2 separate regions of the Homo sapiens genome follow, and region 1 is linked to region 2. Evidence: chromatin loops called from intact Hi-C (ENCODE). Cell type or tissue: gastrocnemius medialis. All regions are shown on one strand. Each heading gives the region's core, and the rest is flanking DNA. Links, peaks and the distances in the headings are about the cores only.

Evidence for each region. Peaks named below come from ENCODE experiments on the same cell type or tissue, not always from the same donor. Only the 100,000 strongest peaks of a DNase experiment are listed, where the experiment ranks them.
Region 1: it touches region 2 in a loop (2.6-fold over the local background); 12 of 110 quality-filtered maps call a loop at or near these places.

Annotation. Positions count from the first base shown.
Region 1 is chr2:45,880,702-45,886,074 of GRCh38, forward strand. All of the region lies in intron 2 of PRKCE (protein kinase C epsilon), which reads left to right. Among named protein-coding and RNA genes, the nearest start is that of PRKCE-AS1, 210 kb to the left of the region's middle. In gastrocnemius medialis, for the core only: no CTCF peak of the experiment used is centred there; a DNase peak (open chromatin) is centred at 2,180; H3K4me3 peaks cover 657 bases; H3K27ac peaks cover 2,390 bases.
Region 2 is chr2:45,820,678-45,826,050 of GRCh38, forward strand. The region is part of intron 1 of PRKCE (protein kinase C epsilon); the gene reads left to right. Among named protein-coding and RNA genes, the nearest start is that of PRKCE-AS1, 150 kb to the left of the region's middle. RefSeq lists a silencer at 1,293-1,587 and enhancers at 2,687-3,209, 3,210-3,731. In gastrocnemius medialis, for the core only: a CTCF peak has its summit at 3,335; DNase peaks (open chromatin) are centred at 1,065, 1,384, 1,817 and 3,194; H3K27ac peaks cover 3,699 bases.

The sequences.
Region 1 (5,373 bases), core at 276-5,275, 60 kb after region 2:
AAAGAATGCAGCAGAGTATTTGTATGGGGATTGGCCAGATACCAAAGACTACTGTGGTTTGAATACAGTCTTATTAAGAAACACTACTTGTCACTTTCGTTATCATAGATCAGTAAGTACGAACTAGATATTAAGGACTCAGAACAGTTCTTTTAAGATTTCAGGGTGTAGGCCGGGCGCGGTGGCTCACGCCTGTAATCCCAGCACTTTGGGAGGCCGAGGCGGGCGGATCACGAGGTCAGGAGATCGAGACCATCCGGGCTAAAACGGTGAAACCCCGTCTCTACTAAAAATACAAAAAATTAGCTGGGCGTAGTGGCGGGCGCCTGTAGTCCCAGCTACTTGGGAGGCTGAGGCAGGAGAATGGCGTGAACCCGGGAGGCGGAGCTTGCAGTGAGCCGAGATCCCGCCACTGCACTCCAGCCTGGGCGACAGAGCGAGACTCCGTCTCAAAAAAAAAAAAAAAAAAAGATTTCAGGGTGTATTTGCCTTCAGAGCCTGCAGCTGGTATCTTAATGAGCCCACCTTCTCCTGCTCTGTAGTATCTGTCTGGAGAAGCAGAGCCATGAAATTAAGGCAATCCATATATAGAACATGCTGTGTCTAATTTAGTCTTCTACAGGCTGGAAAACAAAGGATGAGACAAGTGTTGCAATCCAGGTGGACACATCTTAAAACACTTAGATGGACACATTTTAAATGGAATTTCTAGGCCTCATTACCATTTTTGGATATAATGGTACTTAAATGTTATTTAAGTACCCAAGTCAGAAATTTATAAATATAGTGATTGCAGTTAAAATATTTTATATTCAAAGTGCTTCATAGGTCCTTAATATGCACTAAATCATATAAAAGCCAACTCTTACATAGTGCTTACTATTCCCCAAGAAGGATTTTAACTATGTGATGTTTATTCTCTTAATTATCTCAGCATCATTATGTGGTAGGTGCTATAGTCATCCCCATTTTTACAGATGAGGAAACTAAGACCCAGCACGATGGAATGACTTGCCTAAGTCACACAATATGAGGTAGAGCCAAGTTGCAAACTCAGCCCTTCTGGCTCTGTGTCCTTAATCTTACTCTTTACTATTGAGGGAACGAGATTGAATTTTAACTAGCTGCCCAAGGCTATCCAGGGCTCTGTGTAGTTGTGCAGGTTAGCTAGAAACTAGAAGCTCAGTGGTAGCTCGAAGACCCCTGGAGCATGTGGAGCTCTGTGTGTTGTCATGACAGTAGCCTAAGGAGACATTTCCTTGCCTTCCATTGGGTTTATGAGCTTTCCAAAGCGCTGATATGTCAGGTCTGACTGGCCAGGGGGGAAAGGTGTTTCTGTAGAAAGGCATAAACTAAGCATGAGTTAATATTTTAAAAGTTTAGAAATGAAATTAAGGTGTTATAATTGTTTTTTCTGCTTTGGTGACTTGTCTTACCTACATGTTTTCCTTCCGATATCATGATGTCATAGCTAATATGTGGCGACTGGGTTTCGAGTTTCAGGTTGAGGATGCCATGGTGATATACCTCCATGTAGAAGCTGTGAAGTTACAGCACCTTTGTTTTCATGTCAGTTGTCTTTTGATGCTGTCCTCCAAGACAGCTGCCGTATCTCTTGTAGCCATGTAGTTCTGCATGTGGGTTGCTATTAATATTTGTACACAAGCATCACACGTGGGTTAATGCAACATCCTTGCTCTGATGTCCGCAGTCTCATAGTAGTCTGAAGCCTCATTGGATGAGTTATTCTGTGGTACTGGGTCCTCCTCCATTGCTGGGATTGACAAATTCAAAGATGTCTTGGGGACATGAGTTCAACTACTCCAAAGAAAAATGATGTTTGGAAAATCATCACTGCAGAATAAACAGTTGTTGACTAGCTTTCTACTAGATGCTTTTCTTTATGGTGATATTTGAGTGTTTTTCTTTCCTGAGCTATTCAGAAAATTGGCTTATTCTCAATTACTCCTTGACCCTGGAGGCCCATCCACCAACGGAAGAGAAAGACGGAGAAGACAGGGAACAGAAAGGAGCCTGCCTTAAGAGCTGGAATCTGATTCCACTTGCCCCTTTGGGCCTGCACTCAACGTTTCTTAAATGTTCACGTGTTACCTCCGAGTCTGCCGATTCCAGGGAAGCTCTGGCTTCTGTCATCACCTCTGGCAGGACAAGCAAGCAGGCTCCCTGCAAAAGGACTTGGAAGCTAATAAAGCTGGCCGCTGCTTCGGAAATGCAAAGGCTTGACACGTGTTCATCTGGCAAAGCTGGACTGAAACCACACTCCCCGCAGCAATGAGTGGCGACGGCCAGTCGCTACTCAAATACTTGGCACTCTGGGCTTAAATTTTAGTTGGGTAAAAAATGGGAAAAAAGCCTTCTATCTTCAAATTCACATTGTAGTACTTCTTTGAGGTACTGACTCTCATTCCTGCAGCCAGCCATTCTGTATATTCATTCTGTGTGTTCACTGCATATCGATGCTGCCATTTGGGGACTTCCCTAAACAGATTGCTCTTGAATAGAGCCAAGTATGGATTTGGATTTTGTGGAGATTAACTGGTCACTGAGCTTGCATTGTCAGAAAACGGTAGTGTTGCAGCACAATCCAGGGAGGACTCTGAGGCGCCCTGCAGGGATGACCCTTGGCTGGCCCATAGTGTGGGTGAAGACCCGAGGGAAGCCCATTATAGCCCCTGCTGCTGGCTCAGCTGTGGCCAGTGTCTAATGGCCTTCGGGAGCCAACCACGGAGTCTGGAAGGCTCCTAGAGGTGAGTTCCCCGTCGTGCTGGGGGCACAGGCAGGGCAGAGCTACCCTTCTCCGCATGTGCCAGCCTAACAGGTCCCTCCCTCTTGCTCATCTGTGTGGGTTTTGCCTTTTTGGGGTGGGAGGCATTAAATGTATACTATAGTTCTTACACATTTACAGTTTTTATCATGCCTGTGTGGAGAGTGAGTCTGCACAACTACCATGCCATGCTACACTCCCTATATGATGTCAGTCAGTTCCTTAGGAAGAGGTTGTCCTCCCCGCCTGTCATGCTGGAAGGAAGGACAAATGGGGCTGGCATATCCTTTCTGCACAGCCACTGTGGGAACAGGGTATGGGTCACACACAGGCAGGAGAGTGTGTGGGAAACTCCCTTTTCTCTGCCTGGGGAGGGGCTTGGGCTTTGGGGAGAAGTCCTGGGAATCCTTGGAGCTTGCTTCCCACGTTGTCAATGCTTTGCAGAGCTGAGGTTTTTCCCTTACTGCAGAGTCGCTCAGAATCTTTGAGACTGCCCAAGGCCTTCTGGGGCACAGAGCTGGGTTTTTGGCAACTGCCTTGAGAGTGAGTGGCGTTGTGGACTGCCATCCAGCCCCTCCCTCCCTGTTACAGTTTTTAGAATACTTGTTTTTGCAAACAACCAGGACTGTTGTGAACATCTGTATCCTGAAACCAACACTGTTTCAGGTGGAGGGGAAAGTCTGGAGAGGCCTGGCATCTCAGCCAGGAGGTGGGGTGAGAGGGTTCTGAGTTCAGGTTCTGCCACTGGGCAAGTTACTCAACCTCTGAGTTCAGTTTCCTCCTTGATAAAATAGAAATGCTACTGTTGACTCACTTGTTGAAAGGATGCCTATGATAAAGTCTCCCTTTTATTGCTGGGTAAACCAAAACCAGAAGTGACCTGTCCAGGGTTCATAGTATGACGACAGGGTGGTGGTGAGGAAGGAGGCCTGGGTTCAAGACCAGATCTCCCTGTTCTGCAATCCTTGTGGTCTTAGGCAAGTCCTCCAATCTCTAAAGTCTCCATTTCTACGGAGGTAAAATGGGAGCAGTAACTGTGGCAGCAAGTGTCTTGTCTCGACACCTACGACAATGTTATAGGAATAAAGGGAGGCAGCACATGCCTTGTAAACTGCAAGGAATTTTGCAGCTGCAAAATGTTTCCACCTCTACAGCTTGTTGGTGACTGAGCCAGTCAACAATGAGCTCTTTAGAGTTCCTGGCCTGTGGGCTCTTAAAGTGATTTTTAAAACATGTTTTCATGGCTAGTTTTTCTTATGAAAGTAATACTTGCTCGTTGTAAAAACTTCAACCAGCACAGAGGGATGAAGAGCGAAAGACACCCTTTCTCCAACCAGTTCTATTCCCCAGAGGTGACTTCTGCTTACTTCTGTCTCCTTCTGGAAATTGTCTGCACCTGTGCATATACACACGGACACAGACACATGTCTGATTGTATAAGCTGCGTGTGATCTGTTATATGTGATCCATATATATATATATATATATATATATATATATATATATATATATATATTTGTTGTTGTTGTTGTTGTTTTACCAAGAGCTCAAGTGAAAATCCAGGTAGTTTTCAGTATTTTGATTACTAGAAACAATGCCACAGTGAGCAGAGGTATACTTTCTTATGACTTGGTCTCTCTGGATTTAAAACAAATGTTGAAAGCAGCTAGTGGCTCAGAGCTTTCAGAATTATCTTTTGCACTTGGCAGAATGAATCTTTCCCCAGAAAGAATTATGTTGTTAATACTGTGGTTTTCCACTGCTCCACCCAGTTAAATTTAATCACACCATGTGACTTCCAAATAAAATGATGTGTGTGTCTGGAGGGAAGGGACCTGACAAAGCTTCCTTTTTTTTATCGACCCTAGGGAACAGAGCAAAGCTCTCTTCAGAAGGCCTGGCTTTCAGAGACCTTCTGCCTGGGACATTTATATTCGCAGCCCATTCTCCAGTGTCCTTGGAGGAAGCTGCTGCTATTAATTGGGTTGGAGAGAGAGAGTGGCTATGTGTATTTTGATACATGTCTTCCTATACAAAACAAGCCTGGACCACTTCATTTAAAAAAGTTAATCTACATGAATTAATATATCTGTCTGATTGCCTCTGGTCTGGATGGCCATTTGGGCAGTGCATAATCGTAGCCCAGCCAAATTTCTCTGACTGTTGTTGACAACAGATAGGATTTAGTTCTCTAGCCAAAGCAAACACTTCATCCTAAAGTGAATTTTGGGGGTTAGGGCAACTCCTATGATTTCATATTGCAGTGTAAAATGGTTTCTCTTACAGTTAAAAACAAATCCACAAATTTGTGGGTTTTGGGTGCTTTGATTTTTGTTATTTTCCCAAAATGTTGTGTGTAGGATAATTTAAAAAGCAAAATCTTATTTTAAGTGCACGAGGGAGCCTCGGAGAAATCCCATGGAGTTGCTTTTTAACGAAGGCTCTTTTGACAATGTAAATCCAAGAATCAGGTGTGTAAAGAATGTTAGACCCACACCTCCCCAGAACGTGAATCTTTCCCACTGAACTCCCTGGTCAGTGTGGCCTCCTGCTCCTCCTCTTCCTCCTCAAGAGGCCTACCTGGGCTG
Region 2 (5,373 bases), core at 316-5,315:
CAAATGCAATTGAAGTTTTCAAACTGAAAGCTTCTCTGTCTTCATTTGTTGTTCTCGATCATTCCCAACTTTCTGTTTGGTGCATGGTTGTTGCAGATTTTTGCATTGTCCCTGCAAGAGTTTACAGTTGAGGCCCCAAGAGATTGTCCTGGGTCATGTTGACCTTAGTGGCAGAAGCAAGGCAAGACACCTGGCCTTCTGTCTCCCCACCCCCTTCCCACCCCCCAGCATGGCAACAAACTGCAATCTTATGAGGTTCTAGCTCTAGCTCCCTCACATCCAGAAAACTTGTTTGGGTCTGGCGACAAATCACCTTATACAAGAGATTACACAGCCAGCATATTTGAGCCCCAAGGGTCAGGGGAGCCAAGCCTGGGGTAGGGAGGTGGAGGAGGCTCTTGGTTCAGGACTTCCAAGGCTAGTCTGGGATAATTCACCCCTTCAAGCCTCTTGTACCCTATCTCACAGGCTGTGGGCATACTTCCTTTTTGTAATATTTAGAAGTTGGTGATTGATGGAAAGGAGGGACAGCATTTAAAAATATTATTTATGTCTAGAGTTACTTTACTCAACATTGAATATTTACAAGTGGAGGTAATTATCTCCCCTAAGTTAGAGTTTCTAAGGGAAGAGACAGACCACCATAGCCTGGAGTGGACACAAGCAACAAATGTGAATTGAGCAGCCTCTAAATGTAGGACCCTTTGCTGGGCCCAGGAGGATGGTGGGGGTGGAGGTATAGAGCAGGCCACACCTCTGAAGGGCTACCTGTGGAACCTACCTGGGGACTAGTAGTACAGGTGAGAAGAGAGTTCCTGACAACCCAGTTGACCCTCAATGCCCAAGGGGTGTCTCAGAGGGAGACTGCTGGAGGAAGGATTGAGGAGTCAGGATGTGCCCTAGGAAAGAAGGTATTTGGAGCCCAGCATGAGGCTGATTTGGGGACTGGCATGTGTCGGGGGACTTGGGCAGGATGGTGGCCAGGGGAGCCCGGCCTGAGCATTGGGCACTGGTGGTGGTAAATAAGGTATGATTGGAATGCAGGCCACAGTACAGAAGTGGGTTGCAGTGTTGTGGAAATGAATGTCACCCTGGGGACAGAGGGAAGGCTTGGGCAAGAAGTGTCCCGATGGCAGCTGTATTGTAGATCAGCTAATTGAGATTCTATCTGCTGGGTGGATTCATGCTGAGGAGAGTAAGGGAAGACCTAGGAGCTGTCAGGCTAGAGGCTGAGGATTGGCACCAGGGACGAGAATGGAACCGAAGGGTGGGCACAGCAGCTTACAGTGAAGGGCTTGAGGGGGCTTAGTGACTGAGGAGCTCTGAGGTGCGGGGCGTGGGAGGACCTGTAGCCGGCTTCGGCTGAAGGGCCTGGGAGAGCAGGGTGCAGAATGTTCTGGCACCTGTCCAGGGTACTCTGTTTCTGAGTCATTTGTGTGTACCTTTTCAGAAATGGTTGTGTAATGTCCACACATATCAGTTTTTGTAGATATCAAATTTGTGTGTGTACAAAGGCACACAGAGACAGGGAAGCTAAATGTTCCTGTCACCTCCAAAAGGGAGAATGGTAATTTTGTATTTTGTAGTTTAGGGAAGGCCCCATGGCATTTTAACAGCAGCCGATTTACGGAGGATGAAACTTGAGCCAGCCCGGGAGAAAAGTGCTGTGGGCTCTTGGGAGAAATGAGAAAGCAGCCCACATTGTGTACCCACAAGCAACCCCAGCAGATGAGGTCAGCGCCTGGGGGTGCAAACCCTCTGGGGTGGCCCAGGTCCTGCCTGCAGGGTCGTGGCTGTCTGCAGATGTGTCTGTTGCTGGATGTGGACACAAGGGTAACTGCCAGCCATCCCCAAGTCTGCACAGTCACTCTCTTCCTTGTGCCTGGGCTGGGGTGCCCTGTAATGACTCTGGGCATAGAGAGCTTTGTGCCATGGGATTTGCACTTTCCACCTGGGTAACTAAGAACAGCTTGGCAATTTAAGTGGTGGTTGGGGTGCCTTTGGAGGTGCTGTGGGGCAAGACGTCCGAATCCGTGTCACTCACTGAGTGAGTTCCATCATTGCTAAGACTTTTCTATAGATTTCTCTTTTCTGCCTTAGTTAGGAGTGCTTGCTTTTTAACCTTCTGTCTCTGTAAGGAGAGTTGCTTCTTAACTTTTTATTTCAGTAATGATTCCCTTATGCAAAACTCTCATTAGTAATTACCCTTCTCTCCCACTGTAGGGTATACGATTGGTATGGGATGGCCAAAATATAATCACAGATAAGTGATGGATCTATTTCATTTTTTGATTGGGTTCTGTTAGTCACTGCCTTGTCATTAATTCCTGTTAAACCCCCACTCCCACCCCAATTGACCAGGTGCCATGCTAGGCCCAGGGGAAACAAAGAGGTATGGACTCTGTCCCCAAGGAGCCTGGGCTCCTACTGAAGTTGTTCCTTGCTGTCAAGCCGTGTGCTCCAGGAAACTTGTCAAGGAATGAAATGGACTCCACTAGGGCTTTGAATATTGGGATAGATTCCCAGGCCTGGGATTCTTAAGGCTTGAGAAGTTTGTCCTCGAGGACCACAGCCTTCCTGCTACTTCAAACGACACACCTGGATCTATGAGAGTTATCAGCAGTAACGTTGAGCCTCTGCTCTTTCTGGATGAAAAGGAACTGGAATTGGTTGGAAAATATTTCACCCCTAGTAGCTGAGCTGTTGAATTACTTTCGCAGACAGGCTATTGAAACTTTTGGATCTCATTAAATCAGGAAACCTGCCATTCACTGACAGATTAATGAATTAAAGAATCAGAGAGTGACTTGACTTTCAAGGAAAGTAAGTGGTGGATTTTCTTCTACTTGACTAATTGGGTACCAGGGGATGTGTTACACTCCAGATAGTCACTCCACAGCAAGAAAGTCGGGGGTAGGGAGCAGAAAGGAAGCCAGGAGTGGGCCATGGTGGCAGGCACTCCCAACTTCTTGGTTTAAATGCCACCAGTAGGCATCCTAGGAGAGCAGCTTCCATCTGCCTGGGACAGAGAGCTTCCAGTGTTCCATACCTGTGCCTCTGGCTGATTTCCCAGGTTGTTCCCTGGGCCCAGTTCCACCTCTGAGGGCATGTCCAGCTTTGCTGCTGGCAGCCACAGAGGCATCTGAGAGGCATGTGCTCTGGACAACTGGGTCTGTTCCGTGCTGGCAGAGCTTTCGCAGAGGCCTGCCCAGAGGCTCGCAGCTCCTGGGAGGAGCAAGGATATGGCGTCTGGCTCAGCTGAGATGGACTGGGCATTGCACTCACAGGATGTGCTCACTGGCTCACTGGCTTTCCTTGGCACTGCAGGGAGGTTGGCAGGCTTATGTCACACACCCTGCAGGCTGCTGCAGTTCCATCCTGTGTAGTGCTGACTGCACTCCCAGCTTTCTATGAGGGCACAGCCCAGCATGGCTGTATGCAAGTTTACTATGTTTGTTGGTGGAGAGGTAATCTTGAGGCAATCAAAGAGAATCAGGGATAATTTGCAGGCTTCAGCAGGACTGTTCTGTTGTTAACACAATTAGTTCCATTAATCCTCTCCAATCATCTAAGGTAAACAGACAGCCTTTGAAGTCAGGGCAAACATCTTTATGAAGAAAGGAAAGGATGAAGTGATCAACTCCTTTCTTTCCAAAGCCCTTACCATTGTGAATCCTGAACAAAACATTAAAAGCACCACCACCTGCTATATCCACACAGGAGGACCAGGGAAGCAGCTCGGGGAGTCTCTTAAGCGGGGCGTGTTGTGTCCCCAGCAGGGCATTGGGTTGGACTGGTGGGGAGGACTCCCTTCCCCAATTGAGCTCTTCAAGAAAGCCTAGAATTAGCCTTTGGATAACAGTCCGGTTGGGCTACTTAAGTTGACCATTTCCTCCCTCCCTCCCTCCGTCCCTCCCTCCCTCATTTCCTCCCTTCTTTTTCTCCTCCTTTTCTTTTTATTTTATTATGGAAAATTTCAAACATATTCAAAAATAGAGCAGAATAATGGACCCTCATGCCTCTACCACCCAGTTTCAATAGTTGTGACCCATGAGCAATTTTCCAGTTGGTATTTAATGATCGCCACCCCTCCCTTTATGTGAGTTTTCTGATTTGTTGTGTGTTGCTTATCTGTTTATGAATGAAGGGGGAAATTCTAATGGAGATTTCCTGTCTCTTCTTTCTCTTCTCCCTTAGAAGTTGAATGGGCCAACAATTTTGGTTGATGTGGAGGTTTTCTGGGCCAAGAAAGCTGCAGTCAGGGCAGGAGACGGGGTTGGAGAGGTTGGGTGGTGGGAACCGGGAAAAGGTTCTGCTGAACGTGGGTTCGCCTGGTGGGGTACATGGATTGAGAAATGAGACTGCCTTTTTGTTTAGATTTCAGCAAATTTGCCAACTCCACATTACTTTTTTCCTCCGGGGATGAATGTAGAACTAGTAGCCTTCATAACAACAGCTATGCCAGTGTCATCTTTGCCTGGCCTTGGTTCTAATCCTCTTACTCCCTTTTCTGTGTCTCACCTTAAAACAGGAGCTGCACCTTGTGGGGAACTTGTGGCTCTGCAGCCTAAGTAAGAGAGCACCTTGGGCAATAGGTTTAGGCACTAGCCACGGTTTTCCTGCAACAGGCCTGGGACTTGGGGGGGCCCTGCTGCAGCCCCCACCAGTGTATCTTGACAGAATTTCGGAGCTAAGGTGTTTAGCGGTGAGGGGTGGGACACCAAACTGTGTTAGAGCAACAGCAGCAGGCAGATAGGTTTCTTAGCAACAGGAAATGCCATTATGCCAACTTGAAACATTAGTTCAGTTTTCCTACTTTTTTTTTCCCCACCACACAAACCTCACTTTGCAAAAAGTGCAGACAGTTAGTTCAGTGGTGCATGAAATCAATGTTACACCTGATTTAATAAAAACTACAGTATGCAGCTGGGCCCAGTAGCTTGCTCCTATAATCCCAGCGCTTTGGGAGGCCAAGAGAGGAGGATCGCTTGAAGCCAGGAGTTCGAGACCAGCCTGGGTAACGTAGCGAGACCCTATCTCTACAAAGTATGTTAAAAAAAATTAGCCAGGCATGGTGGCATGCACCTGTAGTCCCAGCTACTTGGGAGGCTGAGGCAGGAAGATCACTTGAGCCCAGGAGTTAGAAGCTGCAGTGAGCTATGATCATACCACTGCTTTCCAGCCTGGGCAACAGAGCAAGATCCTATTTCAAAAACAAAAACATACCCCACAGTGTATATTTGGCAGGGACGGGGGGATGGGGGGATGATAGACTTAGGTTTTTTTGCCATCTCTTTAGAAGATATACAGAAAGTTAACAGAAGCAGGGCTTTTATAAGTCATGTGTCTGTGAAGAGGGTGCATGTTTGGTGG